6 separate regions of the Homo sapiens genome follow, and all the other regions are linked to region 1. The links are chromatin loops, found by intact Hi-C in ENCODE. Cell type or tissue: A673. All regions are shown on one strand.

Region 1 (5,000 bases):
TCAAGTAATTCTCCTGCCTCAGCTGAGTAGCTGGGACTACAGGTTTGTGCCACCATGCCCAGCTAATTTTTGTATTTTTAGTACAGACAGGGTTTTACTCTGTTGGCTAGGCTGGTTTCGAACTCCTGACCTCAAGTGATCTGCCCGCCTCAGCCTCCCAAAGTGGCATGAGCCACTACGCCTGGCCAGAAAAAAAAAAAAAAAAAAACTTTTTTTTTTTTTTTAGAGATGGGGTTTTGTTATGTTTCCTAGGCTGGTCTTGAACTCCTGGCCTCAGGCGATTTTCCTGCCTTGGCCTCCCAAAGTGCTAGGATTGCAGGCGTGAGCCACCGTGCCTGGTTACAGGTTTTTAATTTAATTTAATTTTTTATTTTTTGTTTTTTATTTTTATTTTTTGGAGACAGGGTCTCACTCTGCCACCCAGGCTGCCAGGCTGGAGTGCAGTGGTGCAATGGTGGCTCACCATAGCCTTGACCTCACAGGCTCAAGAGATCCTACCACCTCAGCCTCCTAAGTAGCTGGTACCACAGGCATGCACCACCACACCTGGCTAATTTTTTTTTGTGTGTGTGTGTATATATATATATATATATATATATTTTTTTTTTTTTTTTTTTTTTTTTGGTAGAGATGTGAGTCTCTCTATATTGCCCAGGCTGGTCTTGAACTCCTGGGATCAAGTGATCCTCCCACCTTGTGTTTTTAACGGGTTTGGCACATGCATCCCGGTGCACTGTAAGAGCCTAGCAAATAGAAAGTGTTACTGGAATCATTTAGTGTGAAATCTTACAGCACCCACTCTAATACCAGCTCCAAGAAGAGGGGGATGTGCACCTACTTTGTGCTGTGGGGTATCCCAAGTGTCCAGAACAATGCCTGGCACATGTAGACGTTTAATAAATACTTGCATACATGAATGAATCCTCTATGTGGCAGATTTTTAAACACCGCAGGAAAGACAGCTCAGACTCCTCCCCCGACCCAGCAGAAAGTTTACCTTTCAGGGTAGCTACAGCCTCTCCCACTTGACGCAGGAGGAAAGCCCCGTCTTCCACGTCTTTCAGAGTAACCAATCGGCTGGCTGCCGTGGAGTCCTTCTTCAAGTCTTCAACAAAGTCTTCCAACTCGCTGCGGGAGCAAGGACACCAGCACATAGAGCTGAACACGAGGCCTCACAGAGGAAGAGGAGGGGCCGAGTGCCCGTCTCAGCCTCTGATTTTGTGTAGAGCCCCAGCTCCTCCCCCCTGCCTTTCGTGTGGTGGTGGTGGAGGGGGGTCGCTCATCTTTTAACAGTGGCTGGGAACATTTTGCAGTGGTGTGAGGCAGGTACAAGGAGGGTTTTCCAGGGAATGTTCTACATTGGCCAAAGGGACGATTGTGCCTGGCTAACAGAGGACCGAGTCTTTTTATTCAGTGGTGCTGATGCCAACAGAGGGACAGAAGGAGGGATAGGTGGGAGGGTGGGGTAGGAGAGAGAGGGAGAAAGAGAGAAAGAGAGAGAGAGGGAGACCGACCTGCGGTGCAGTAAAACAAGAAGCCCACAGTGGTTAATATCAGGCTTTTCAACTTCAGCATTTGACATTTTGGGCTGTGTAATTCTTCGCTGTGGTGTGGGGAAACTGCACGGTACGATGTTTAGCAGCGCCCCTGGCCTTCATCTACTGGATGCCAGTAGAAACCTTGCCTACCCCAGCTTGTGACAAACCAGAATGTCTCCAGACCCAGACATTGTCCAATGTCCCTGGGGAAGGGGGAGCAAAATTGCCCCTAAATGAGAACCTCTGGTTTATACTGATTGTCTCATCAACAAGGATGAACTCTTCTCCAAGCTACCAAGAGAAGAAATGATTGCAGAAAATAAAAATGACGACAGACGTGGTGTCTGTGGATAGAGGGGAATGCTAGCTCCAAGAGACGGAGATCGGAGACGAGGTCTCACCCTTGAGAAAACAACCACCTCCTTGGCCACATTACTAACCCCATCCTAAACACCTATAAATCTACGGAGAAAAATCTCAAAGGAAACAGGGATAAAGAACTTTCAGAAATGCGGACCACTAGGGGGCAGTAAGTGAACAGCGATTCCACCTCCTGGAGCCCGGATTGTGGAGCCAGCGTCCGAAAGAGAAAAAGGAATGCACAGTGTCGTCTGCAAACTGATGGCCCTCGAAGGCCCTTTCCACTTAGGTGGGCAAGTGGATGGAGCTCTGGATCGCATGGCAGCTGCGGGAGGGGTTCAGGCAGGATGCCACATGTGTTCAACAGGATCCAAGGGAAAATAACAAATTCCTCCCCTGCAAGAAGTGGGATGGAGTTTTTGGTGATGTCTTTGATTCTGTTATGAAAAATAAACCAAAATTGCTTGTGGCCATTTCAGATGAAATGATGCTACTTCAGGACCAGAGGGAGAAAGCCTCATCTGCTCATTGTCCACGTCTGTGAACTATGGAAAGGGGCCCAGTGTTCTGTGAACACACCCACGGGAAACTTCCTACAGCTATTGGATTCTTGACACGAAGAGATTGTGCCACCTCACTGAAGGGCTCTAAATAAATATGGTAACTTCGTGTGGAAAAGTTCTTTTCTATTGCACAACCAAACAGAATGACTTCCCTGTATTGACTGGACACAGGGTCCAGTCCTGCAAAGCTTTGCTGGAAGAGCTAAGGACCAAATATTTTCCTGGTTCCGTGAACAACCAACATGTCTGTCAGTGCGTAATTAATACTTCAAGGAGCTGTCATCTGACTCAAAGTCAGTCTGCCTAGAATTCTGTTTTGATCTCTTCTATACAATATGCCTCTTGGATTTCACAACCTTGCATACGGAGACGCTTAAACTTCACAGCTTTATGGAATATACAGAAATGTATATTGATACAATTGTACACAACAATATCACTTCTATGCAAACGTTTATGATACCTACTTTAGATAAAACATTAAAAATCAAATTTGTTCATTCAAAAATGTAACAGAGACATGGGGCTAAAATGAATGCTGGAAATAAATTTTTGACATGGTAATCAATATGACTTTTAAAATATCAGCTTTGCTCCACAGAATGTCAGATATTCATAGACGTCACAGTTTACAGCATTCTATTTGTTTAAGTGGCTTTTCATCCTAGCTTTGTTAAAAAGAAGCATGCAGTTTGTTGGAATGTATTTCACTTGACTGTTATTAGAAGACCAATTATTATTTTCATGTAGAAATTATCTAGACCCAATTTCTTTTCATAGTTTTATTTTTTTATTTTTAGACAGTCTCTCTCTGTCACCCAGGCTGGAGTGCAGTGGCCTGATCTTAGCTTACTGCAACCTCCGTCTCCCGGGTTCAAGTGATTCTCTTGCCTCAGCCTGCTGAGTAGCTGGGATTACAGGTGCCCGCCACCATGCCCAGCTAATTTTTGTATTTTCAGTAGAGATAGGGATTCGCCATGTTGGCCAGACTGGTCTCTAACTCCTGACCTCAAGTGATCTACCCACCTTGGCCTCCCAAAGTGCTGGGATTATAGGTGTGAATCACTGTGCCCAGCCCATCTCTTCACAGTTTTAGGCCCAAGTTTCTTCTCTCTGCCTTCTGAATGGCTCACCAGTAATTCAACCTAACATGCTCCACAAGGAGACTTATATTCTAGTACTTGGAAGAAGAAGAAGGAGAAGAACAAAAAGGAGAACGAGGAGGGAGAGGGGAAGGAAAGAGGGATATCACTGTTCTGATATTCCAGAGTTGAAATTTCTGGCTTTTAAAAAATAAGCTCTTTTTAAAAATCGACGCATAATAGATGTGAGTTTTGGGGTACATGTGATAATTTAGTACATATAATTTGTACAGATCAAATCAGTGTACTTGGGATATCCGTCACCTTAAATATTTGTCTTTTCTTCATGCTAGAAACATTCTAGTTCTTCTCTTCTAGCTATTTCCAGCTGTCTTTTATAACCTGCTGTCTTGCCATTCAGATCTAGCCATCCAATCAGTTAACCTACTTTATACCTTATGGAAGGAAAATTTACACTACCATTATTAAAAGGATATATATGTATATAGATATTTTTAGTTTTTTTTTTTTTTTTAACAGGGTTTTGCTCTGTTACCCAGGCTGGGGTGCAGTGGTGTGATCGTGCAGCCTTGACCCGCCAGGCTCAAGCCATGCTCCTACCTCAGCTTCCTGAGTAGCTGGGACCACAGGTGTGTGCCACCATGATCGGCTAGGGTTTATTTTTAATTTTAATTTTTATTTTGTAGACATTGGGTGTCCCTGTGTTCCTGCGTTGCCCAGGCTGGTCTTGAATTCCTGGGCTCAAGCGATCTTCCCACCTCAGCCTCCCAAAGTGCTGGGGTTACAGGCATGAGCCACTGCACCCAGCCAAAAGGATATATATTTCAAAAGGTGTTTTAAAGAAGAATTTTGAGAGCTAGTCTTAGACGGTGAATACCATAGGACGTTTTGCATTTGACTTCTTTCTTACTTCTACTATGTGGTTCAGGCCTCACTGCCTTTTGCCTGACGGATACAGTAGCTTCCCATATGGTCTCCTAGTCACTGATCTATTTTCCTCTTAATCAGTCCGGCACATGATCACCAGAGGGACCTCTCTCCAATACAGCTCTAGCTTTGCTACTTCCTTGATCAAAAACAAAAACCAAACAAACCCAAACACTCAGTGTCTTCCTCATCATTCTAGGCAGTAACTCTCAAATGTGAAAGTGCTTCAGAATCACCGGCTTTGTTTGTAAACTGCAGATTCCTAAGCCCCATCCACAGAAATTGTGAATCTGGGGTTGAACCCCGGAACTTTCAAGAAAAGCCAGAAATCCAGGTTTCTCTTACAGAATCTTCCAATCTCTGTAGGCACAGCCCAGACAGGCATCAAGCAGGTATGTGAGGCCTGAGTATGGTCTAAGATACAGGAAGTCAGTGTGCAAATGGGAATGACACTCCCCAAATATGGGATGTTATTAGTATCTTGCACCCAACTCTGCTGCCTAACTGGA
Region 2 (5,000 bases), 520 kb after region 1:
CAACATTCTTTCAGCGAACATTTACTGTAGGGCTACGGTGTACCAGGCACTGTGACAGGTGTTGGATACACAGTAAAAAAGAAAATAACAGTTTCTGCCGTTGTGTTTGCTGTCTAGGGAAGAAAAACTCACCACAAGGAATTACCGGCCCAGTGCTCCCCTTTCCACATGGAGAAATTGTCTCCTTCCTATATCATAAATCCATTTTGCGGTTATGGTCCCCAAATGCAATACCTTCCCTGTCAATCCGAGGCAAGAAGGCGCATAAGCACAACTACAATAACTTGATTTTCATGGTTCCTGCTTCCTGAAGAGCATAAAGGCAAGATGCTTTCTGAATATCTTTGAAATGACTGCATTTGGTTTGTTTAAGGGCAAAAATGGCTGAATAATGATCTTGGTGCTTCTAGGCATATGCAGAGGCTAGAAGTGGGCAAAAAAGGGAGGCAGGGGAGTTGCTTCTCTATGAAACCAGACACATACCTCTTTGCTATGGGCTAGCACCAACATTTCAACCCCAGTTTGAATTTGCAAAGCATATTTCCATCATCTGTGACATTCATCACGGTACCCCAGTGAGATGGACTGTTTCATGGCTTCCATTTTACTCAAGAGAAATAAGAAACAAGAGGCGAAGTGACTTTCCCAAAGTCAAGAATAGACTGGGGACCAGGATTCAGAGTTTGCAAATCACTGTCCTGTGCTGAGCATGTTCAGCCATACGCTTAACCTTGCCAAAAAAATAAGGGCTCCATTTTTACTGTTTAACTAATTAGAATCAAGACACATCAGGCAGGCAGGCAGCACCTGGTTCATAACACAGTGACATTATTTTATTGCTGTTTCAATCTAAAAACTTAATGTGCTTCCAAACTTCTCAATGCTTTTATGAGACAGTCCCTGGATTGCCGCTTCAACCTGTATCTATTCCCGGGTATCTTACATTTGCAAAATTGCACTGAGAAAATATTACTTAGGAAATAATGAAAACTCAAGTAGGAAGGAAAAATGCTCTCTTAATAATGAGGAAGCCATTTGCCCTAATTTCGTTATATATAGACACAACACACACACTCACACACACACACACACACACACACACACACAGGCCATAATTGGCTGTAATGGAATTGATAAAGTAGGAAATTTGCTTTGAGGGGTTTTTACCCCAAATCCTGCAATTATGAACATGTCAGGTTTCCTAAGCAGTGGTTTTTCCAGAAAGGATTCTATTGTGTTTCTTTTTCCCATTTACCAATTTGATTAGCTTTTTGCCTAAAAGCTAAGAGCAGCATTCTAATTACTCCAGAGCACAGGGGACTTGGTCTTCTGTTATTTTGTAGGATCTTCCAGGAGACCATGATCTCCCCGAGGAACAGAGCCACCCCTGTACTCCTAGTTCCCAGGGCAATGCTTGGCACACGGCAAGTGCTAAACAAAAATGAATCTGAGTGTGAATCTGTTCTCTGCTATTACCAATGCTGCTCTTGGGCTCTTTTAAATTTTAATAACATGGATTGGAGGCAACACTTTAAAAGACACGGAAAAGCAAGTTTTTTTAATTTTTATTTTACAGCTCAGGGTAAGGGTATTACATAATTGTAAATAATGCATTCATATTTCAGATCTTGAAACCAGTGAAAAACAGCCATTTCAGACAAGAAAATAAATGATGACATGCTCCCAGCAAAATTGAATCCTGTATTGGTTATGAAGAGAAAATCCAACCTACGCTTAACAATGCTTCCATATTCACTAAAAGTTTCTACAGTTTTAAAGTTTGAAATGTTGCCCAAGGGTTTTAATGAAGCTCCGGTTCAAGGACAGAAAAGTTGTATGGTTCGGATTTGACTTTGGTCAAGATGAAATGGTTTGTGCACACAGCTTCCTACTGCCCCCTGGTGGGATGATGCTGAACTATGCTCAGAAACCTTCCATCAACCTTAGGGTCAATCCCAGACATGATCTTGGCTTCCACAGCGACACCTTCAAAAAAGGCTGCTGAGTTTAAAGTTAAAACTCTCCTTGACTTTCTGTCCCATTTCTCCAAAGCTTGACCTGGGTAGTAGAAAGAAAGGGCAACTGCTTAAAAGGGCGATGTTAGGACTCCATCCGGAGAACCCAACGATCACGATAGTCCCATGGATAAGGTGGTGTTGGGCTGTGGGACTGTCCTGAGACCTAAAATCAGCACAAAGGAGATTTCCACTACATCAGATGTCCCTGGTCCTCAGCTACCTAATCCCCATCCCTCAAACTCCCACATATCCACACCCCAACCCAAGTGTAATATGCCAACTAAAAGACCATTGAGGTCATGTTCAGCTTCAATAGTCATCAACTTATGGTGTAGAAACCAAGAAAGGCTTGTCAATGGGAGGGTTTTTCTAAGCCAGGTCAGGAACACAGCACAGTCATGACCAGGTTAGACCAAAGACGACTCTAAATCATTCACATTCTCCTCTTTCCCTCTAGGGATCCCCAGATCTGCTCACAAGCTAGAGTAGTCGCTAAGCCTTGGTACTTGCTATCCCATCCACTGCATCAGGAGAAATGCGAAGGCCTGTAACCTCAGGACAGTTTCTCTGTTCTCTTGAATGTTTAGGAGCCTGAGCTGAGACTTAGGCACACCGGGAAGACTCATCCCAATTCACATCTCTTACAAAAGGTGGACTACAGACTGGGTGCGGTTGCTCATGCCTGTAATCCCAGCACTTTGGGAGGCTGAGGTGGGTGGATAACTTGAGGTCTGGAGTTCAAGACCAGCCTGGCCAAAATGGTGAAACCCCGTTTTCTGCTAAAAATCCAAATGTATTTTTGATGAAAACACAAAAATTAGCTGGGTGTGGTAGCATGCACTTGTAATTTCAGCTACTTGGGAGGCTAAGGTAGGAGAATCACTTGAACCCAGGAGGCGAAGGTTGCAGTGAGCTGAGATCATGCCACTGCACTCCAGTCTAGGCAACAGAATGAGACTCTGTCTCAAAAAAAAAAAAAAAAAAAAGCTGGGCTATGGAGAGCCAAACTCTTGGACTCTGGGAAATCTGAAAGAGTTGGATAATCTCCTGGATATCTTCCATGGAGCTTCTGAAGGTATTGACTATTCCTGATTAGGATGAGGGGACTAAGCAATAGCCTAGAACAAGAGAGGAGAGAAGACCATGAAAGTCCTCAAGACTTGCTGTTTAGTCAACTTACACCAGTGGGGATAAAAAGGAAGCTATCAGGCTGGGCGCAGTGGCTCACGCCTGTAGTCCTAGCACTTTGGGAGGGCGAGGCAGGTGGATCACTTGAGGTCAGGAGTTCAAGACCATCCTGGCCAACATGGTGAAACCCCATCTCTACTAAAAATACAAAAATTAGCCGGGTGTGGTGGCTGGTGCCTGTAATCCCAGCTACTTGGGAGGCTGAGGCAGGAGAATTGCTTGAATCCGGGAGGCAGAAGTTGCAGTGAGCCGAGATCTCACCACTGCATTCAAGCCTGGGCAACAGAGTAAGACTCCATCTCAAAAAAAAAAAAAAAAAAAAGGAAGCTATCAGAGTACCTTTGTTCATGGGGACAAGTGACTGCAAGTGGCTCTTAAATGACATATAAGCAAAGAAAAAGAAAGTAAAACTGGCGGTGGTATCACTTATTCCATTGTCCCGCAGTGTTGGTTCAGTTTATCTGGCTGGTTAAGGGTGGCCTTTCTTCCTCCTGCCACCCTCACACTCCATTTGTGTCCCTCCTAGAGTTGCAAGCTCAGTGAAGGAGGATAAATAGTGTGACTCTGTCACAACACAGAAACTCTCCTCGTGCATTTGTAGGGGCCAACAGGCATGCCACTTTGACAGTGTTAGGGGCCCTGTGTCAAATCAGGGCCTGACCTTGAAGCTTCCTTCTAGACCTTTGGCTGGGATGCGTTCCTTCTTATCCCATCACGAGGGCTTCCAAAAAAAAAAAAAAAAAAGAAATGATGGCCCTGTTCTGGCCTTTCTTGTTTGCCAAATAAACATATCTCATGCAGAACACTTCTTATCCTGGGGGGTCTTCAACCTCAAATCAGGACATGAGCATATTCTAAATGATTCCTTTCTGCTGCTTTGCCTTTGTCAGCCTCCATCCCTCTCCTGTTACTCTTGGGTCTCATTCTTGACTTTGAAAAGATGGCAATGGGGTAGGCAAGGATTGCATCTCCTTCTGGATCCATCACGTGAAACACTGATATCTTTGCTAGAAGTTCAAGCCTCACCATTTCTATTTCTATTTCTTGGCTGCTCTGTGAGCTGTATTAACTTTTTAGATTCTTCACTTAGTGAGTTTTTCCTTTTTGAATGGACTTCTGAATACATATTTGCCAAAGTAATTTCCACAATGAATTATCAATAAAAAGAAAACTTATAAATCTACATGGGTAGCAAAATCCAAAGCACTCTAGTTGTCTCAGTTTTGTGGTTTGGGGAGTATTCTTTTATGGTGTTACAGAGTCAGAAAAGTAATTTTACCAGAAGAGAGCCCATAAAATGATGCGTTTTGGGGGGCAACCAGGTAATCATGTCATAATATTAATGGATTGCAAGACAATTTATGTTCTCTACTCTCCACCATGAAAAGTTGACTTACTCATAGGCTTGTAATGAGCAGCCTTGCTATATTTAATGGGATAATGTACTCAGCCTAGTAGTCAAGTTCTCCTAAAACACACCCAACCAGCTACTTCCTATCATGAATCCCCCTGCCCCCAACAGATTATTTTCCTATCTGACACTGGGATATGGGGTGTTTATTACCAACTTAAAGTATGTGTGCATGTTATCGCCTTCCCTAGAATGCCATTCCCTGTCTGCTTCATGTAATTATATCGTACGTCATGGTTGTGATATACTGATATATCATATACGTGAAATGCGGATAGATACGTTCTAGATATATGAATATCTAGATATAGAATCTATGTAGATATCTGAACATATGAACATATATCTAGAACCTACCCCATTTTACAGTCCAGTTCAAATCC
Region 3 (5,000 bases), 310 kb after region 1:
GTGGCATGTCCCAGTAGTCCCAGCTATTTGGAAGCTAAGGCCAGAGGATTGCTTGAGCCCAAGAGTTCAAGGCTGCAGTGAGCTATGATCACACCACTGCACTCCAGTCTGGGTGACAAATGAGACCCTCTCTAAAAAAAAAAAAAAAAAAAAAAAAAAAAAGTAGTCCCACCTGCCAGGAGATTCCCACCTCTTTCAAAATAAAAGCTCTAGTCCTTACAATGGTTTCATGGGCCCTAGGTGATCTGGCCTGGGATTACCTCTCAATCTCTTTTCCTCCCATCCTTCTCCCATGTTCTTGCTGTTCTTTGAAAACATTACATCCCTGCTGTTACCTCTCCTGTCTTTGTTCAAATATCACTTCAGCGAAGCTCTTTCTAATAATCCTATTTACAGTTTCACTCCTTATTCCTTTTCCTGCTTTATTTTTCTCTGTAACCTTATTTCCATCAAATAGGGTTGCCAGATAAGATACAGGACTGCTCAGTTAAATGTGCACTTTACATAAATAATGGAGAAGTATTTTTAACATAAGTATATCCCAAATATGGCATGGGATATACTTATACTAAAAAAAAAAAAATTCACCGTTTACCTGAAATTCAAATTTAGCTGGGCCTCCTGTATTTTTATTTGCTAAATCCAGCAGCCGTGCCATCTAACATGCTATATATTTTATTTATTTGTTCATTGTCTGTCTCTACCAGCTCCCCACCCCCTGAAACTTGGTCCTTACACTGGAAGTTAAATGAAGGCAAGTATTTTTAGTCTGCTTTGTTCACCACTGGATGTCTGGCAGCTAAAACAGTGACGTCTACATAACAGATGCTCAATATTCACTGAATGAATGAATTAGTGAGCAAAGGAGCACACTGTCTCAGGCTGACCATCCTAGCCTCTGAAGCCTCTGAATTGCCCTGATTGTTGGAAAGTCATTTCTTAAATGGATCCCTTTCTAATGGCCCCTCTAGAATCTGAGTCATCTCTTTCAGGACAGGCCCAGAGGTTGAATTCCTGAAGTAGGATCCTGTCCTAGAAAATGGGGGTGGGGGGTTGCGGGGGTCAGGGGGACGAGGTAGCCTTATCTTCCACTGGATGCCACTGACCCCGGTAGCCTGAAGGAGAGTGCTGTGCTTTGGCAGCACGAAGGCAGACACTTCGACAGATGACTGTTCAGACTCAGGGATTCTCCAGCCATTACAAAACTTCAAGTTTTCTGCATTTCACTGGGGGATTTCTATCTCTTGTCATTGTAAGTTCTCCTGACTGGCTTAGCTTTGCATTTTCAGCGTGGATGAGTCATGTGTTACTTCCCTTTCACATTTTCATAAAACACACACCTTTTCCCCTGTGCATAATCCCTACTCCCACGCACAGCACTGCACTCCCGCACGTCTTTTTGTTGTGTACTGGCCCCTGCATGAACCTGAGGGAGGGTGGGGCGGGTGGTCCAGGGCTGTGTGGTTTATGAACATGCTGCCTATAGGATCCCACAGAATCAGCTCTTGGCATCACAGGCATCAGATGCCAGAGAGCAGGGACCTCCTCTGGCCACCCAACCCGGTGCGAAATTTCTTTGGAACAACATAAGCTTCTGGAAATTCCCTACGGAAAAGACAAGTCTATTATAAACACAATTAAAGGGAAACTGCCTGGAGAAAATTTACCAAAATTGTCCAACAACTCCCAAGTTTTGAATTAAAACATAAAAGAAGATCCAGAGTTCTATCTATCACCCAGATGCTCAAGCCCTCCCCTGCTGCTCGGATCTGTAAAATAAAACATGCCTGGTTTCTGTGATTTAACTCTAAAATTCTGCACAAACTTTGCAGCCAGCATGCATCTGCCACATGGAATCCCCCAACCAATGAATGGAAGCTGCGGTCCTAGAGACAGTTTCACAAAAACAGCTCCTTTCTCCCGTGGCTGGAGCCCCGGGGGGAAATGATTAAAAGCTGCTTAGTGATTTATTTGTCATTGCTTAGAGATACAGCTCATGCTGATGGCTCACTGCACTACAAATGTGACATCACCCCACCACCTCTTTTGCTGCTTAAGAAAATCGTGCCAGAGATAAAGTCAAGCCTAAGAAATCACAGTTCTCTATGCTCTACTCAGTTTGGAAAATGTACCATCCCAAGAAATTGCCTTTTTTTTTTTTTTCCTTTGCCGGGTCCCAGAGCTGCAGTTTATAAAAAGCAGCAAGCGGCAAGGGGCACGCGTCCCTGTAACTCCATCTTTGAATGGGTCTGTTACTTACCCTGCATCTGTCTTCTGTCTGCTGAGTAAGGAAGGCACGGCTCACATTTCTGGCTTTCATTTTCTTCCATTGTCTCTGCCTGCCGCAAAAGCTCCTCGCTCTCTGGAAACTTCAGAGCGCAGTTCTAAAAGCTCCCAGAAAGCGCCTGGGAGGGGGCCCGGGGCTGGGGAGGAGGGGACGGTGCGAAACCCCACCCCAAACTATTTTCCACTCCGGTGCAAAGTCTCCCTCGCCCGAGAAAACTGCATTCCAGCGCGGGGCCTCTTGGATCTCCCCTGCCCCTGGCCCTCCGTCCCTAGGTCTGTCCGTCCGTCCGTCCGTCCGTCCTCAGGCGCGCTCTCCGGGGACTGGGGGCTGGGCTCTGCCAGGGCAGGGCGATGCGGGGGTGTGGGGGGGAGGCCTCAACAGGTGACGGCCTCTCCTACCCACAACTGGGCCTGCCTGGTTCCACTGCTGCAAACCACCGAGGCTCTGCAGCCGAGGAAGGAAAACATTTCACACATGATTAAGGCCGAGAGCCTTCGCTGGGAGCCAGTGCCCTCATCTCTTTAATCTCAGAGGCAGAGTGAGCCTCCCAAATCGGGTGATCCACATATTAAAAAACAGCAACCTGTTGAACCTCCCAAATTTCAGTGAACTCCCTTAAAAAAAAATCCCAAACAATTTGAAAGAAAGAGTATATGCTGAGTGTTGTAAGTAAGCACTTTCCGGCACTAACTTTTTAGGGCCCGATTAACATCTATGAAGAGGTATAGCGTCATTTGCACACAGTCGATTTCAATCACTTAATCTGGACTTTTTAAAAAAAAGTTTCTACGTACTTGCTCACTTTCTCAGACTCCTCCCTCCCCCAACACACTTACACACACACACACACACACACACACACCCAGCCCTTAATCACAAATCTGAAAGGTAAACTAGTAAAGTCAATCTTCTGAAGCTCTCCCAGTTAACGACTCCAAAAATCTGAAAGACAGTGAAAATGCATTTCTTTGGACAGGCAGAGTTACAACCAACATACTTCTCCTTTTAAACCACCTACAAATATTTATTTTGTTCTTTACCCAGTCCTTGAAAAACTGGCAGAGTTCCCAGAGAGTGAAAATAGGAGGCATGATGTCCGAAAAAAAAAAAAAAAAGAGGATGGGAAAATAATTTAGGCAACATTAGCTCTGCGATGTCAGATATCTCAGAGTAACACAGTAGCTAGGAGGAAGAGCGCGATTTTGTAACCTGTAGTAGCCCCGTCACAGGAGGGGTAAAAAAGGACAATGGTTAGTCTGGTGACCATACTTTGCCCCAGTTTACAGGGCATTCCAGCAAGGTTTGAGATTGATTTAGATCAAGAATGTGTGCTGAACAATGGCCAGCCTATGTTCCAGATTGTGACCTCGAGTGACCTGTGTGTTTTGGCAGTGGGGGTGACGTATTTTGGCCATTTAAGACATAAGGATGTGGAAGCACCTAACAGACAAAGGATGTAGGCCAAAAGGAAAGGAGACATACCAGGAAGTGAGTTACACTCACGTCAGGAGGGGAAGAAGAGAGCCCCTCAATTCTTAACGGGATTTTTCTTGAAATCCAAGAAGACGCGGTGAATCTTTCAAAAAATTAAAGCAGTGCCTCGGCAGCCTGAATAGAGGCAGTGGGATTTGCAGGGCAGATAACTTAAGGTCTCTATGACTTTGCAACAGAATTACCTGGCAATCTTGCTTTAAGGAGGAACTAATCTTACACAGTTTCTGTCCTGGTGGCCCCTGGGCAAAGGCCAGATGAATCTAGTTTTAACCTTATTATTTCCTTAGGTGCAAAATGTTCATGAAGGAGGGCCCTGCTGTGTTCAGCCTTTCAGGTCCAGATCATCCTGATTCTTGTATACTGTTGTGTATTTGTCTTTAAAGTATTAATGCTAGGAAGAGTGGGGAGGAGGGTGGGAGAAAAGTATGTGTGTGTGTGTGTGTGTGTGTGTGTGTGTGTGAGAGAGAGAGAGAGAAACACTGTAGCAGGAGATGCAGCAGCCCAAATCAGATGTCCCGCAGCCTTTGGTTGTGACCCCAATCCCCTTGCTCTGGTGTCCAGAGAGCCCGTGCTTAACAGCTCCTACCTGTCATTTGGTGTAGCACAAAGGCAAAAACCCCAGGATGAAGGAGGCAGCAGAGGGCTGCCACAGCCGTTGGCAGCCACAAACAGCACCCTGCCCCAGGGCCCTCCTGGCTAGCTCAACCCAGGCAGAAAAGATCCATTGGCAGATGCTGATTAAGATTTCCTGGGGGCTGTTTGGAAGGTGTCAGAGCAGTCTTTCAGGCCTCTGTTGACCCCTAGATGGACAAAAATAGGGAAATGTCTCCCACCAGGTCTGAACTACCATTTTCCAGGCAGCCCAAGGAACCCCCTTGGTCAGCCGACCTTGCTTTCCAGCTGCTAGGACCCTCCCCTCCCCCATACGGGCCAAGCCCACTGCCCTCTCTGCTGATATTCCAGGAAACAAAACTCTGTGATATGCACAACAGAAAAAGGCATTGGGGGAAGAGAATTAACATGAATCATTAAGGATCATGAAACCTAGACATGTATTTATGGTAAAATAATGTTCTTTTGAATGATCAAACTTTCTGACCATTCTATAGGGAAAAGCTTCTATTGGATTACTTACTGGCCTTTTGTTCCTCCTTAAGAAGAGGAACTGAAAACAATTTGAGAAGGCACTCTATTTGCCCTTGCACCGACTATTCCATAT
Region 4 (5,000 bases), 810 kb after region 1:
AATGGAAAATTTTAAACTATGTGATGGTAAAGCCAGAAATTACACTGGCCTGAATTGTAATGCAGCTCAGGGACTCCTCGGCCTAGAAAAAGTGCAGTCTGCATAAGGTAACAGAAGGCCCCGTCCCACACCTGCCACTCTATTTTCTCAGTTATTCTCTGAGTCATCCCTTCATTCATTCATGTTCTTTAGTCATTCATTCACTCACTTTGCATCCGTTATCCATCCAACACTGGAATATGAAAGTAAGTAACACACAGTTCCTACCTTCAATTTGCTCACTCTCAACCAGAGAAGAAAATCAGATAATTAACTCTTCACATAATAGGGAAAGTGCGACATAACAGAGTTGTGTTGAAAGCAAGAGAAAATCAGTAATGCTGCCCAGAGAGCTCCCAGCTAGTGACAACATGGCACAATGGCTAAGCTTTCAGACTGTGGGCCCCAACTGCCTGTGACCTTGGGTGAGTTACTTCATCTCTCTAGGCTTTGTATCTCCGAGTTAAACAGAAAAAATGATAACAGTTTAGGTGTAATAAGGACCATACAGGCATAGTAAAAAGGGTTAGATGAGCATAATTAATGCCATATAATTGTGTATAAACACAAGTCTTCATAGTTTCATAGTAAAGCTTAATATCTGAGGAAGGCTTTGAAGAATAGGTAACCATTTTTCCATTAGGAAAGAAGGAGGGGCATTCGGATGAAAGGAAGTTTCTATTTCTTTATTTTTTTTTTTTCTTTTTTGGAGACAGGGTATTGCTTTGTCACTCATGCTGAAGTGCAGTGGCATGCTCTCTGCACACTGCAGCCTCATCCTCCTGGGCTCAAGGAATCCTCCCACCTTAGCCTCCTGAGTACCTGGGACCACAGGTGTGTAACCACCGTGCCTGGCTAATTTTTAAAAAACTATTTTATAAAGACGAGGTCTTGCTATCTTGCCCAGGCTGGTCTTAAACACCTAGACTCAAGTGATCCGCCCACCTCGGCCTCCCAAAGTGCTGGGATTACCAGTGTGAGCCACCGCACCCACCTGAAAGTTTTTATTTCTTGGAGAATTTTCCTCCACTACTGCTATAGCCGAATACCTGAGAGGAGATATCCAAAGTGTCAAGTGGCCGCAGGCTGGTGGGGCAACGGCCAGTCAAAACATCTGGAGGGTAAGCCATGAACACCGCAACAGAAAACTTTATACTTTTCCAGAGCTTCAGAAAGAGCCAACACATCTGCTTCTAGAATAACCCAACTGCCTAGAGGAGGATCCACACTGCCCTTTTTCTCCAGCCTAGGCATAGCCACCTTCCTCTTGGAATTCTTACAAATGCCTTAAAGGTGATGTGGAAGTCCTGGCAATCTGAACTCCAAAACAAAGCTCTAGTCTGTCCACTTCTCACCACTTCACCTTCCACAGACTCCTACCTCAACTCTCCACCTCTGTCTGGCCCCATTAATCCATTCTCCATGAACTAGGAAGAGTCATCTTCTTCATCCATATATGTTTTTTGCATTAGTCCCCCTTTAAAACGCCTCATACCATCCTTAGAATAAATCTGCACTCCTCTTTGAGGAGTTAAGGCCCTGCCTAACTTTTCCACTGCATTTCTCACCATCTTCTGTTCACTCACCTTGTTCCAACCACAGTGGCCTTCCGCAAGGACTGCCTCAAGGCCTGTACATATTGGGCCTCCTCTACTTGGCATCTTGCCCTCTCTCTTCCTGTCCTTCAGAGCTCAGCTTGGGGAAGAGTGAGGGTCAGAGGAAAGAGCACTCAAAAGGAAGCCAGGAAGCTGAGGCTCCCTCTCTGGCTCTGCCACCTCAAGCTCTGTGAGCCAGGATGTCACCCAGTGCTTCTGAGCCTCAGGGCATCCACCTGTAAAATTAGGGGATTGGACCAGACAGATGTGTGTACCCTCCTTCTGCTGCTGTTCAATAAACTTAACCCTGTAATAGGGTTTGGCTATGAGCACACCCAAATCTCATCTTGAATTGCAGCTCCCATAATTCCCACATGTTGTGGGAGGGACCTGGTAGGAGATAATGGAATCACGGAGGTGGTTTCCCCCATACTGTTCTCGTGGTAGTGAATAAGTAAGTCCCATGAGATCTGATTTTATAGGGGAAGCCCCTTTCACTTGGCTCTCATTCTCTCTTGTCTGCTGCCATGTAAGAGGTACCTTTTGTCTTCTGCCATGATTGTGAGGCCTCCCCAGCCACATTGAACTGTAAGTCCATTAAACTTATTTTTCTTTATAAATTATCCAGTCTCAGGTATGTCTTTATCAGCAGCATGAAAATGGACTAATACACCCTGCTTTTCTCCCTTCCTTCCCTCTGTGACCAGCCTTTTGAAAGCAATTTTCAAATCCTTCATTCAATTCCATTTCTCTCTTGCCTCCACTTTGAGTCTCAAAAATGTAAAGAACTGGAATGGAAAGAGCAGAAATCGTGAATGACATTTCCTTCTTGAAGGAAAACCTGAAACCAAAATAAAACTGGTGAATCCAGACAAGGACATTTTAATTTTTGCCTTTAAAAAAATTTTTATTTTAGAGATTTAGGAGGTACAAATGCAGTTTTCTTACAAGGATATATTGTGTAGTGGTAAAGTCCGGACTTTCAGTGGACACATCTCCCAAATAGTGAACATTGTATCTAACAGGTAATTTTTCAACCCTCACACCCTCCCATTTTCTCACCTTTTGGAGCCTCCAGTGTCTACTATTCCACCCTGTATGTGGCCATTGTTTCGCTCCCACTTATAAGTGTAGTATTTGACTTTCTGTTTCTGGGTTATTTCATTTAGGCAATGGCCCCCAGTTCTTCAGAAACAGACATTTTAAAAGTGAAAACACACTGCTCTGAGGATAATGACATGGGCCTATCACCAGACTTCCAGGCCGCAGGTAGCCTGGTTCTTTTTACTTTCTCCTTCCCATTATTTCCCTTCCTCCTGCTCTCTGTGTTCCCCCAGCACTGGCCTTCCTTCACTTCTTCCTAAAGCAGGGCCTTGGGGTATGTTATTCCCACCGCCAGAACACCAGACCAAACCCCTATATTATATGCTCTCACAGCACCAGGAATCTTCCCTTCATCATACAAATCATAGCTGTAATTTTACATTTAGTTTGTAATTATTCTATTGTGTCTTCCTACCCCTTTAACCTATATGTTCTCATAGGACAGGAGTCAGGTCTATTTAAACTTTTTGGTAATAAGTTTACTTCTTATTAGATAGCAGCTGGTGATCAATAAATATTCTGAATGAATATGTGTATAAAAAGAACAGAACAGGACACATTCTTTACATAGGATATACCCAATAACAGGTCCCCGCCTGGTGTCCATGTGGCAGCCAAGAATCTTTGGCCCACTATAGAATCTATTTAGGGTTTTCCTCCCCTCTTCCATACTGCTGACTGGAACTCACTATCAGCCCTAGACTTCCTTCTCTTCCCTTCATCTTACATGTCCCAAAAGTGCCTGAACAGCAGTGTTAAGAATGAAAAATAGAAGGAGAAAGTCACTTTTATCCTGACACTCAAACCAGACAAAAATATCACAAGAAAATTACAGACCAATATCTCTTATGAATATAGACAAAAATTCTCAACAAACTAAGTCCAGCAACATATGAAAAGGATTGTACAACATAATCAAGTAGAATTTATCCCAAGAATGCAAGGTTGGTTTAGTATCAAAAATTAGTTAATATGTAATATTAATATAATAAAGAATAAAAATCAAATAATCATCTTAATGGATACAGAAAAAGCATTTCAAAAAATCCAATACCATTTCATGATAGAAACACTCAACAAAGTAGGAAGAGAAAGAGAACTTCCTCAACCTGATAAAGTGTATTTGTGGAAAACCTACAGCTAGCATTATACTTAATGGTGAAAGACTGGGTGCTTTTACTTCTAAGATCCAGAACAAGACAAGGATGTCCACCTGTGCTACTTCTGTTTAACATTGTATTACAGGACCTAGCGAGGACAATTAGGCAAGGAAGTAAAAAAGGGAGGGAGGTAGAAAAACACATCTAGATTAGAAAGAAATAAATAAAACTGTCTATTCACAGATGACATGATCATGCATAGAGAAAATCCTTTAAAAATCTACCAAAAAGCTATTAAAACAAATAAATTTGTTTAGCAAGGTTGCAGAGCACAAGACCAATATAAAAAAAAGCAATTGTGTTTTCATATACTAGCAATGAACAATTCAAAAATCAAATTAAGCAAACAATTCCATTTACAACAACATTTAAAATAAAATACTTAAAAATCAATTTAACAAAATTTATGTAAAATGTATACTCTTAAAACTATGCAACAATGTTGAAAAAAATTAAGACCTTAATAAATGGAAAGCCATACCATGCTCATGTATCAAATGAATTGATATTGTTAAGATGACATTACTTCCCAAATTGATCTATAGACTAAACACCATTCCTACCACAACCCCAGCTGGCGCTGTCTCTCTGTTTATTTTTTTCTTTTTCACAGAAATTGATAAGCAGGCCCTAAAATGTATGTGGAAACTCAAGTACTGAGATAGCCAAAACAATCTTAAAAAATAAGAACAAAGTTGAATAACTCACAATTTCCAATTTAAAAACTTATTTCAAAGCTACAGTATCCAAGATAATGTGGTACTGGCATAAAAATGAACATACAGATCAATAAAATAACATTAAGACCCCATAAATAAACCCTCACATTTATGGTCAATTGATTTCAACAAGGCTGTCAAGAAAATTTGATTACTTTTCACAAATGTTGCTGGGACAATTGAATATCCACATGCATAAAAATAAAGTTGAATCCCTTCCTCACACCATATACAAAAATCTTTACTTAAAATAAAATGTAGACAAATTAAGAGAGCTAAAATTACAAAACTTTTAGAAGAAAACACAGGAATAAATCTTAATGAATCTGCATTTGTTGCACAAGCAACAAAAGAAAAAAAACAGATAATTGTACTTCATCAAC
Region 5 (5,000 bases), 1.2 Mb after region 1:
TCTTTGGGGCTTTCTATGTAAACAGTTATGCAACTGAGAATAAATATTTTTTGTCACTTCATTTTTCATCCATAAACCATGTAATCATTTCAGCAGTGGCCTGTCTGGAGCAGCTGCTGCAAAGATGCCGGCTGCAGCAGGGGAGATATGGCCAGGGCTGTACACTCTACTAAGCTGGCAGGAGCCAGGAACAAGCAGGAGTGGTGCTCACCTTCTGAGTTGGTGATGGGGGAGCTCCACGCTCCTAGAGGCAGCTGCAGCTGCCCAGCCATGGCTGCAGACCCAGGCATCCCTGTGCTCTTGGGGGCCTAGGAAGCCCCCCTGCTCCCACAGGCTCGGAAGTGCCTACTCCTGCTGCCTGGCCTCTCCTCACTCCTGGCACCCACTCTGATTTTGAAGCAAAGTTGTGGCCAAGCCCAGGCGCTGTTATGACCCAGCCAGGTGTGTGTGTGCTTGGGATGGTGCTGACACACCAGCCCTCTGCTGCCTTGGCCCCCTCCAGAGTTTGGGTGCCAACAAGCATGGGAGGGAGGCCAAGGGGGCACTGAGGGTGGCACAGCACAGGCCTGCAGGTGTCCCTTGGCATGAACAGCCTGGGCACCATGAACAGCAGCAGGAAGCGACAGGCTCCCGAGTGGAAAGGGATGTGTCGCTGGTGAAGCTCCACCTTCAACCCAGGGGTGGCCTGAAGCCTGGGGGCCAGGCTGCCAGTTCCACAGACTGGAGTGAGAACTTATGGTGCTTTTTTCAGGCCCACCTATGGCTGCCCATTGACCAATCAGCATGAGCTTCCTCCCCTCTGAAGCCCATAAAAACCCTAGACTCAGCCAGACTCTGGCAGAAGTGGGGATGACCTGCCTGCAGAGAGGAGTTATTCGCTGTGGGGTCTTCTCTCAGCTAAGAGCTGAACAGATATCAGGATGACCTGCCTGCAGAAAGGAGCTACCCACTGTGGGTCTTCTCTTAGCTGGGAGCTGAGCAGATGCTGGGATGACCTGCTTGCAGAAAGGAGCTACCCACTTCAGATCTCCTGCAAGCTGTACTGTTGCTCAATAAAGCACCTCTTTGCCTTACTCACCCTCCAGTTGTCTGCATATCTCATTCTTCCTGCGTGTGGGACGAGAACTTGGGACCCACCAAATGGTGGGACTAAAAAAGCTGTAATAAAAACAGGGCTGAAACACACCCCTCGCTCACCACACTGCAGGCAACAAGACGGAGAGAAGAGCTGCAGCCCTTGGGGGCGCCCAGACCTAGGAGCTCCCTGAGCCAGTGTTGTGACACCCTCTTTGGGGCTCTGCAGTTCCTGGTGTCTCCAAGCTTCCAGGTGCCACTGTGTTCCCCTATGCCAGCAGTGGAAGCCACTTGTGGTATACCTGGTCCAGCTGCAGCCTTGCAGGGAGCTGGCACCTTTGTCAGCACCTGGTGCTGCCTGCCCTGCTGCAGCTGGCATGCCTAGCTGTGTGTAGTGGCTGGACCCTGCACTCACTCATGCACCCCTTGTCACTCTGCATCTGGCTTGCCCTTGGCAGGCATGGGATCCAGGCTGGTAGTATGAGCCGAGCACAGCCTGCCCGGCCAAGCGGGTGGAATGAGCACAGCAGGCCTGGGCAAAACTCAGGCAAAAGTGCCACTGACCACAGAGGTTTCTGGCTGGCAAAGCAACACCCCAAGGATCCTGTGACAGCATGGTGGCACATGCTTGTAGTCCTACCTACTGAGGAGGCTGAGGTGGGAGGACTGCTTGAACCCAGGAGTCTGACGTTACAGTGAGCCATGATTGTGCTGCTATACTCCAGCCTGAGTGACGGAGCATGACCCTGTCTCTAAAAGAAAAAAAAAAGATGCATTTAATCTATCTTATCCGGTATTATTCTTGTTTATAATGAGAGAGTAAGTCAGAATTTCGTGGTTTTTAAAAACATGCTTTTGGCCAGGCTCATGCCTATAATCCTAGCACTGTGGGGGGCCGAGGCAGGCAGATCACTTGGGCTCAGGAGTTTGAGACCAGCCTGGGCAACATAGTGAGACCCTGCCTCTACAAAACATACAAAAAGATCAGCTGGGCATGGGGACATGCGCCTAGGGTCCTAGCTACTTGGAAGGCCGAGGTGGGAGTATCACTTGAGCCCAGGAAGTTAAGGCTGCAGTGAGCCATGATCATGCCACTGCACTCCAGCCTGGGTGATAGAGCAAGACCCTGTCTCAAAACAAACAAACAAACAAACAAAAAACAAAAAACACATGCTCTTATAGTTCTTTGTGTCTTCTACAATTTCTGGGACATTGATCTATTTCTAATGTATATCAAATGTTCAAAAATATAGCTGAATAATGAATATTACTCTTTGTCCATATGCTTTATACTTCTAGGAGTAGAAAGCTATGAAATGATTAAATTCTTCGTATTCATCAGTTTTTCATAAATATGTGTTGGTTAAATATGCTTAATTGTGGTTAGTTGACTTAAGAAAAAATTGTTTATATTAAATTAAATTAAAGTCATTATTGGAATCTTTGCTTTGGCTTGTTGGCATCACTTTGATCCATGACCTCAGACAGCCTTCCAGATCCTGGCCGCCCAGTTTGTTAAGGCTTAGTCATAAGGAAGAACAGAGGAAAGTTGAAAATAAAACGAAGTGCTATATACACTTTTTGTAGATTGACAAGTATAAATGACTCTCTGCTGCCCTCTGGAGACCAGTTAAGGTCACAAGTACCTGTACTTTTTTTTTCAGCTATGAACAAGTTTCTAAATTTATTTAACTTTTGCTTCTGGTCAATCGAATACAGCAAAGATAAAGAGTTGTATGTAATTATGTTACATAAAAGGGTAGTATCTGTCTTGCTAGAGTCTCTCTGTTGGCTATGTGAGAGGCTATGTTGGGGAAACCCACGTGGCAAAGAATTGAGTATAGCCTCTGGCTGACAGCAAGAAACTGAAGCCTCTAGTCCTATAGCTGAAAAAAAAGTGGATTTTTCTACAAACTGAGTGAGCTTGGAAGCAGATCCTTTCACAGTTGTGCTTCAGATGAGACCAAAGCCCTGGACACCACCTTAATTGCAGCCTTGGGAGACCCTGAACAGAGGACCTACCTGAATTCCTGACCAACAGAAACTGTGAGATAATAAGTTTGTGTGTGTGTGTGTGTGTGTGTGTGTGTGTGTGTGTGTGTGTGTTTTAACTTAATTTTTTTTCTTTTTCATTAGAGACGAGTCTCACTATGTTGCCCAGGCTGGTCTCAAACTCCTGGCCTCAAGTGATCCTACCACCTCAGCCTCCCAAGGTGCTGGGATTATAGGTGTGAGGCACCGTGCCTGGCCAAACGTGTGTGTTTTAAGCCACTACATTTGGGGTAAAACTTTTATGCAGCACTAGATAACAAATTCATCTTTCATATTTAGTAAGCCATTGAATCCTACCAGTTTTTTGTTGTTGTTTGGTTGTTTGGGTATTCGTTGTTGTTGTTGTTTTTGAAACAGAGTCTTGCTCTGTCTCCCAGGCTGGAGTGCAGTGGCACCGTCTCTGCTCACTGCAACCTCTGCCTCCCGGGCTCAAGCAACCGTCCCATCTCAGCCTCCCAAATCGCTGAGATTATAGGCGTGAGCCACCATGCCTGACCATCCTGCCAGTTTTTTTACCTCCTAAATCCACGTCTTGTTTGCCTCTGAACTAGTTTCGATAGTCAGCGTTGCTCACCTGGCCTGTGGCTGGTGCCTTCTTATCCCTTTTGGTCTTCATTAAGTCCATCGTCTGCCCAGTCATCTGGGTGGTCGTTCAAAACACAAGTCTGACCATATCCTGCCCTGTTTAAATCCTTCAGTGTTTCCTCCATGCCTTTAGGATGAAGTTTAAGTGCCTTAGCATGGCTTAGAAGGTCCTTTTATGTCTTCACTTTTATCTGTTTCCACTTCTTAGCTAAAACTTTACCCTCCCACAATACTGGGCCGTCGCCTGCTTCCCTCAGCTCTCCTCAAGTTATTAACCACCTCCCTGGAATTTTCACATAATGTCCCTTCTTGCTCTTTCTCTGCTGTATAATAGCTACAGTGAATTGTATCACATTTACCCAGTACATATTGATCTGTCCACTAGACTCTTCCTGCAGAGCAGGGACCGAGTCTTACTCATCTTTGTATTCTTCTCCCAGCAGACTGCGTGGCATGTAATAGGTTTTTGACAAATTTTATTGAATAAAGGGTTGAATATGATCAAGAAGAGTGTCAAGATATCTCGACCTACACCATGGTACTGGAAATAGATCATGAATTCCTAGTGGAAATTTCCTAGAATAAAGGCAATCCATAATGTCGAGGTCTTTAACTGTTCTTTCACTCACGTTTTGATTCATTTCATCCACCCATTGTCTGATTTTCCAGCACAGGCCCAGAGCCAGTCCTTGTACTCATTGTGGATAATCCAGTGGTCAAGAGAGATAATAAACTTAGCAATTACAGTCCACATTGGAGGTTTGTACCCAGTGGGTGCATAACTCTCTGTCAATTTGGGTGAATAGTTAAGGAAGACTTTTAGGAAAAGGTGATTCCTATGCTGAGCCCTGAAGGACAATGAATATTTGGGGGAGATGGGGAGAAAACAGGGAAAGAGAAGAGAGGGTGGGGAGGTGATAAAAGAGATTTTGAGGAATTGGTTCATGTAATTATGGGGGCTGGCAAGTTTGAAATTTGCAAGGCAGACCAGCAGGCTGGAGACCCAGGAAAGACTTGATGTTATAGCTTGAGTCCGAACGCAGTCCTCTAGGAGAATTTCTTCTTCCTCAGAGAATCTCAGTCTTTTTCTGAGAAGGCCTTCAACCTATTGGATGAGCTCCATCTACATGATGGAAGTATGAAGGGTAATCTGCCTTACTCAGAGCTACCTATTTAAATATTTATCTCATCTAAAAATACCAGCAACATTTAACGTTTGAAAAAGAGTACCATGGCCTAGCCAAGTTGATGCATAAAATTAATCATCACAGATACATATATGCAACTAT
Region 6 (5,000 bases), 990 kb after region 1:
TTGGAGAGAACACAAAAGTGAACAAAATGATGTTCTACTTTGAAAGAGCAAGCAATTCAGGAGAGGAAATTAGAGCCCAGACATCATGGTAATAGACAGATGGGATAAGTTACATAAAAAGATATGTTTCCTAAAATGACATTTTTCCTAATTAAATATTCTTTAATAGCAAGCACATCATGTAGTATTTTTCACATCCAAATGAAGTTGACACAATTTTCTGGATATTCATTAATGATAAATGACATTGATAATTTTTTTTTTGAGACGGAGTCTTGCTCTGTCACCCAGGCTGGAGTGCAGTGGCGCGATCTCAGCTCACTGCAACCTCCACATCCCGGGTTCAAGCAATTCTCCTACCTCAGCCTCCCAAAGAGCTGAGATTACAGGCACATGCCACCACATCCAGCTAATTTTTGTATTTTTAGTAGAGACGGAGTTTCACCACGTTGGCCAGGCTGGTCTCGAACTCCTGACTTCGTGATCCACCTGCCTAGGCCTTCCAAAGTCCTGGGATTACAGGCGTAAGCCACCGTGCCCAGCTGACATCAAAAACTAATAATCAGAACAATCAAACTACCAAAAAATAAATAATGGTAACCAACCAAATTTCAACTATAAAGTGTGTAAAATATAATGTTATCCTGCTACACATCTATTAGAATGGCCAAATTCCAGATGTAGATCAATAGGAACCTTCAGTCATTGGTGGTGAAATGCAAAATGGTACAGCCACTTGGGAGGCAGTTTGGCAGTTTCTTATAAAACTAAACATACTCTTACCATGCAATCTCACTCTTTGAAATTTACTCAAAGGAGCTGAAAATTTATGTCCCCACAAAAACCTACACATGGATTTTTGTTTGTTTTTGAGACAGGGTTTCACTCTGTCACTCTGTCACCCAGGCTGGAGTGCAGTGGTGCCACCATGGCTCACTGCAGTCTCAACCTCCCTGGCTCAAGTGATTCTCCCACCTCAGCCTCCTGAGTAGCTGGAACTACAGGCACGCACCACTAGCCAAGTGGCCTAGGCTAGTATCAAACTTCTGGACTCAAGTGATCCACTCGTGCTGGCTTCCCAAAGTGCTGGGATTACAGGCATAAGCCACCGCACCTGGCCCACGTGGATGTTTATAGCAGCTTTATTCATAATTGCTAAAAAACTTGGAAGCAACCAAGAGATCCTTCAGTAGGTGAATGAATAAATGAACTGTGATACATTTAGACACTGGAATATTATTCAGTGCTAAAAAAAAATGAGCTGTCAAGCCATGAAAATACATGGAGAAAACTTAAATGCACAGTACTAAGTGAAAGAAGCCAATCTGAAAAGCCTAAAAAGCTAAAAATGTTTAGTTTTATAAGAGCATGTTTAGTTTAATATACATACTGTATGATTCCACTATATAACATTCTGGAAAACGCAAAACTGTGGATACAGTAAAAAAAACAGTGATGCCAGAGGTTGGGGGTGGGGGATGATTAGGCGGAGCACAGAAAATTTTTAGGGCAGTGAAATTACTCTGTATGATAGTACAATGGTGGATACACATCACCATGCATTTGTCTAAATCCATAGAAGGTATAACAAGAGTGAACCCTAATGTAAACTATGGACTTTAGATGATAATGACATGTCACTGTAGGTTCATCAAGCAACAAAAATGCCACTCCGATGGGAGGTGTTGATAGTGGGGTAGCCATGCACGTGATGGGTGCTGTGAACCTCAAACTACTGTTAAAAAAAAATCTCTAAAATGTGTTTGTGTGTTTGTGTGTGTGTGTGTGTGTGTGTGTGTGATGCTATCAACTCTGTAATATTTGAAATATTTGAAATAAAATAGAGAAGCAGAGGTGAGCGCTATCCAAAAATCATTGCAATCTTCCTTGGAAGTCTTTTGTGCTTAACGGTGTAGGGTGTAAGGATGTGATATTCTATGACCTGTTACCAGATCACAAAATGAACCTCACCGTGAAAACCTAGGAAGTTGTCTTTTCCCAGTCCACACCTGGGTTAGCTCTTTCCTGGGTAAAAATAGAAAGCTTTCCCTTGTTCTAAATAGAGTTTATTCTCTTGGAGCAAAGGTAGTTAAAATTCTGCTTTTCCAAGACCTTTAATGAGTAAACAGTATGTCAGCGAAGTACAATAATTCAGTAACTACCACCCTTAGAGGGCACTATGGTGCCTTCTGTGCCACCCAAGTCAACTCTCTAATGACAGCCCTGCGGAACTGGCTTGCTGGGCCTATTTCTTTCCAAGTCTTAGTCCCCAGAATTTTGAACACCCTGCTTTTTACATGGTTTTCCTTAGTGTTAAAAGAACATAATCACAGCAAGATAACAATTCTACAAAACTAAAAGAACCTAACCAAACTAACACCAGATAGAAGGTACACAGAGTCTTTGCTTAAAAAAAAGAAAAAAGAAAAGAAAAGAAAAGAAAATGACCATTACTCTATGTATTTATAGCCACTGGTAACGTCTTCATATTCCTTTTGAAATGCACTGGTGATTTCCAAACACCCTACCCCAAAGTATGGCACCTTGACATACTGAATATTTCAAGCTGAAGGAATGTGTGAAAACAGCAGAAACAGGAAGGTCTCTCTGGCCTTCATTTGTCCTCTCCTGAAGCAGGGCATAAGAATCTCATGTGAAAGCTACCCACCCTATACCCAGAAAGAAAAAATCTCTGAAGACACAGGGACATGGAAGAATTTGAACAAATAGGTTTGCTAAGTTTCCCCAAGTTTATTACCATTAGATCATACCCTTTTTTCCCACTCATATTTCTCCACAACTGTCCACTCTTGATCAAACCAGCTATAAAAAACCACTCAAGTTTGGCTGCATGTAGTGGCTCATGCCTATAATCTCGGCTGTTTGGGAGGCCAAGGAAGGAGGATCACTTGAGGCCAGGAGTCCAAGACTAGCCTGGGCAATGCTGCAAGGCTCCATCTCAAATAAAAATTTTAAAATATTTTTTAAAAACATTTGAGTTTAACTGTGTCTTTGAATCTTCATTTCCCTATGAAGGCTCCTGTGTCACATAAAACTTACATTAAATACATTTGTATGTGTTTTATTTTGTTAATCTGTCTTTTGTTACAGGGGCCTCAGCCAGGAACCTAGGATGGGTGAGGAAAAGATAGTTTCCTCTCCTACAGCATAAATAAAATTCCCAGGTTGGGAGGGAGAAGAAATGCTATTGAGCACCTACAGTCTTTAGAATGGAATTGTAGCAATGGAGCTAACAGACTTTTCTGCCAGGTTGTGTGATCCTGGGGGACAGAGCCCTGTCTGTTCCTGTTCATGTCTGATATGGTATGGGTCTATGTCTGCACCCAAATCTCATGTCAAATCGTAATCCCCAGTGTTGGAGGTAGGGCTTGGTGGGAGGTGATTGGATCACTGGGGTGGATCCTTCATGAATAGTTTAGCACCGTCTGGTTGGTGCTGTTCTTGTGAGAGAGTTCTCATGAGATGTGGTTGTTTAAAGTGTGTAAAACCTCGCTGCCCCCGCACCCCACCCCTGCTCTTGCCCCTGCTCCTGCTCCTGCTCCTACCGTGTGAGAGGTCTCGCTCCCCCTTTGCCATCCACCATGATTGTAAGTTTCCTGAGGTTCCCCCAAGGAGCCGAGCAGATGCCAGGATCATGCTTCCTGTATAGCCTGAAACACTGTGAGCCAATTAAACTTCTTTTCTTTGTAAATTACCCAGTCTCAGGTATTTCCTTATAGCAATGCGAGAACGGCCTAATACCATGCACTTGCTTCAGTGTGCTGCAGGTTATTACCCACATAAATCTATGCTGAGTCGATTTCACTTTTTTCAGAATGTTTGTAAACTAACACACATTTGATGTAAATAAGAAAACAATGATGTCAAAAATAAAAACTGTAAGACAGAGGTGGTGACTGAGAAAGATGATAACTAAAATGTTATCTCAAGAGGAGAAGGGAGTGGCTGGCCAGGGCTTCCTTAGAGTGAGGACAACAACTTGCACTGGAACCCATTTTCATCCCTAAAAGAAAAATCCACAGTACTGCAGGAATGACAGAGCTGGAAAAGGCTTTTCAGATCCTCTTGAGTCAACCCTCTTATTTTACAGTTGAGAAGTTCATAGCTGAAAGTAACGTGCCTATGTTCTCTCAGCCAATGAGAGATGAAAGCAAGACAATGAATTATTTTATCCTCACCTCACCAATGGTCTCAACTGCTCCACGTGGTGGTGGCCACTTCTCTGGTCCTGGCATCCAGAATAGACCTGGCTTGACAGGAGAGAGGGTTTCTTGAAAAACCAAGCCCCACCTCAGAGTTCATGTCAAAACCACTTGATTACTTCCAGGGTAAAGGTTGCTGGGTCTCTGTCCAGCATCAGTGAGAAATAAGGAGCTGGTGGTGTTACTGCCATTTGCATTTTGCCCAGACGCATGGATATGGGAGACTTCCATACCAGTCCAAAGCCCCTGCCAAGGACAGGCCACGAGGGGGCCCAGTTCCTCAAAATGCTTCCTTTAGGTCTTTCAAGGATTCTTGGCCCCAGAGTTTCCAAAAGACCTAGATGACCGGAAACACTTTGGTGATGTGATGCAAGTCAAATCAGGAGTTAGCACAAGGAGAGATATTCCATGCAAAAGTATAATTCTAGAATCCCGGAGTGAGGTAGGCCTGGCTATCAGCAGAAATCAGTAATCCTATCACACTGCCTAGTCAGGTGGCTTTTTCATGCTACTTCAAATGTGCATGTCAAACACCTACAAACACTTCAGTTGTACAGTAACTACAACCCACAAGATGGTGACTATTTAATAGATGCTAAAGCAAATAAATAAGTGCCTACTGATTCCATTCATGTATTCAATCACCTATTCAACCCTGCATTAATTAGATATTTATCAGCCGGGCACAGTGGCTTATGCCTGTAATCCCAGTGCTTTCGGAGGCTGAGGCAGAAGGATCACTTGAGGCCAGGAGTTCAAGATGAGCCTGGGCAACAT

What was found. Hi-C counts contacts between places; a loop is a spot of excess contacts. Peaks named below come from ENCODE experiments on the same cell type or tissue, not always from the same donor. Only the 100,000 strongest peaks of a DNase experiment are listed, where the experiment ranks them.
Region 2: it touches region 1 in a loop (7-fold over the local background); 83 of 110 quality-filtered maps call a loop at or near these places.
Region 3: a loop joins it to region 1, with 5 times the contacts of the local background. A loop is called at or near these places in 53 of 110 quality-filtered maps.
Region 4: a loop joins it to region 1, with 6 times the contacts of the local background. A loop is called at or near these places in 3 of 110 quality-filtered maps.
Region 5: it touches region 1 in a loop (6-fold over the local background); 9 of 110 quality-filtered maps call a loop at or near these places.
Region 6: a loop joins it to region 1, with 2.6 times the contacts of the local background. A loop is called at or near these places in 6 of 110 quality-filtered maps.

The regions. Positions count from the first base shown.
Region 1 is chr10:24,516,251-24,521,250 of GRCh38, reverse strand. KIAA1217 reads right to left here. Exons shown (of 21, transcript NM_019590.5): 11 at 998-1,128. Among named protein-coding and RNA genes, the nearest start is that of ARHGAP21, 210 kb to the left of the region's middle. In A673, CTCF peaks have their summits at 2,051 (motif pointing right) and 4,569 (motif pointing right); a DNase peak (open chromatin) is centred at 2,090; H3K27ac peaks cover 3,791 bases.
Region 2 is chr10:23,991,558-23,996,557 of GRCh38, reverse strand. It overlaps a transcript of KIAA1217 not described here. Among named protein-coding and RNA genes, the nearest start is that of KIAA1217, 220 kb to the left of the region's middle. In A673, a CTCF peak has its summit at 1,904 (motif pointing left); a DNase peak (open chromatin) is centred at 1,887.
Region 3 is chr10:24,206,524-24,211,523 of GRCh38, reverse strand. It overlaps KIAA1217, which reads right to left and starts at 2,386. Exons shown (of 21, transcript NM_019590.5): 1 at 2,261-2,386. The coding sequence starts at 2,330. RefSeq lists enhancers at 1,568-1,627, 1,001-2,200 and a silencer at 1,918-1,967. In A673, no CTCF peak of the experiment used is centred here; DNase peaks (open chromatin) are centred at 1,303, 1,953, 2,353 and 2,693; H3K4me3 peaks cover 2,594 bases; H3K27ac peaks cover 3,204 bases.
Region 4 is chr10:23,705,277-23,710,276 of GRCh38, reverse strand. It overlaps a transcript of KIAA1217 not described here. Among named protein-coding and RNA genes, the nearest start is that of OTUD1, 270 kb to the right of the region's middle. In A673, no CTCF peak of the experiment used is centred here; no DNase peak of the experiment used is centred here.
Region 5 is chr10:23,312,664-23,317,663 of GRCh38, reverse strand. The region is part of intron 4 of C10orf67 (chromosome 10 open reading frame 67); the gene reads left to right. Among named protein-coding and RNA genes, the nearest start is that of C10orf67-AS1, 29 kb to the left of the region's middle. In A673, a CTCF peak has its summit at 2,724 (motif pointing left); a DNase peak (open chromatin) is centred at 2,683.
Region 6 is chr10:23,522,783-23,527,782 of GRCh38, reverse strand. No RefSeq gene overlaps it. Among named protein-coding and RNA genes, the nearest start is that of OTUD1, 86 kb to the right of the region's middle. In A673, a CTCF peak has its summit at 2,151; a DNase peak (open chromatin) is centred at 2,202.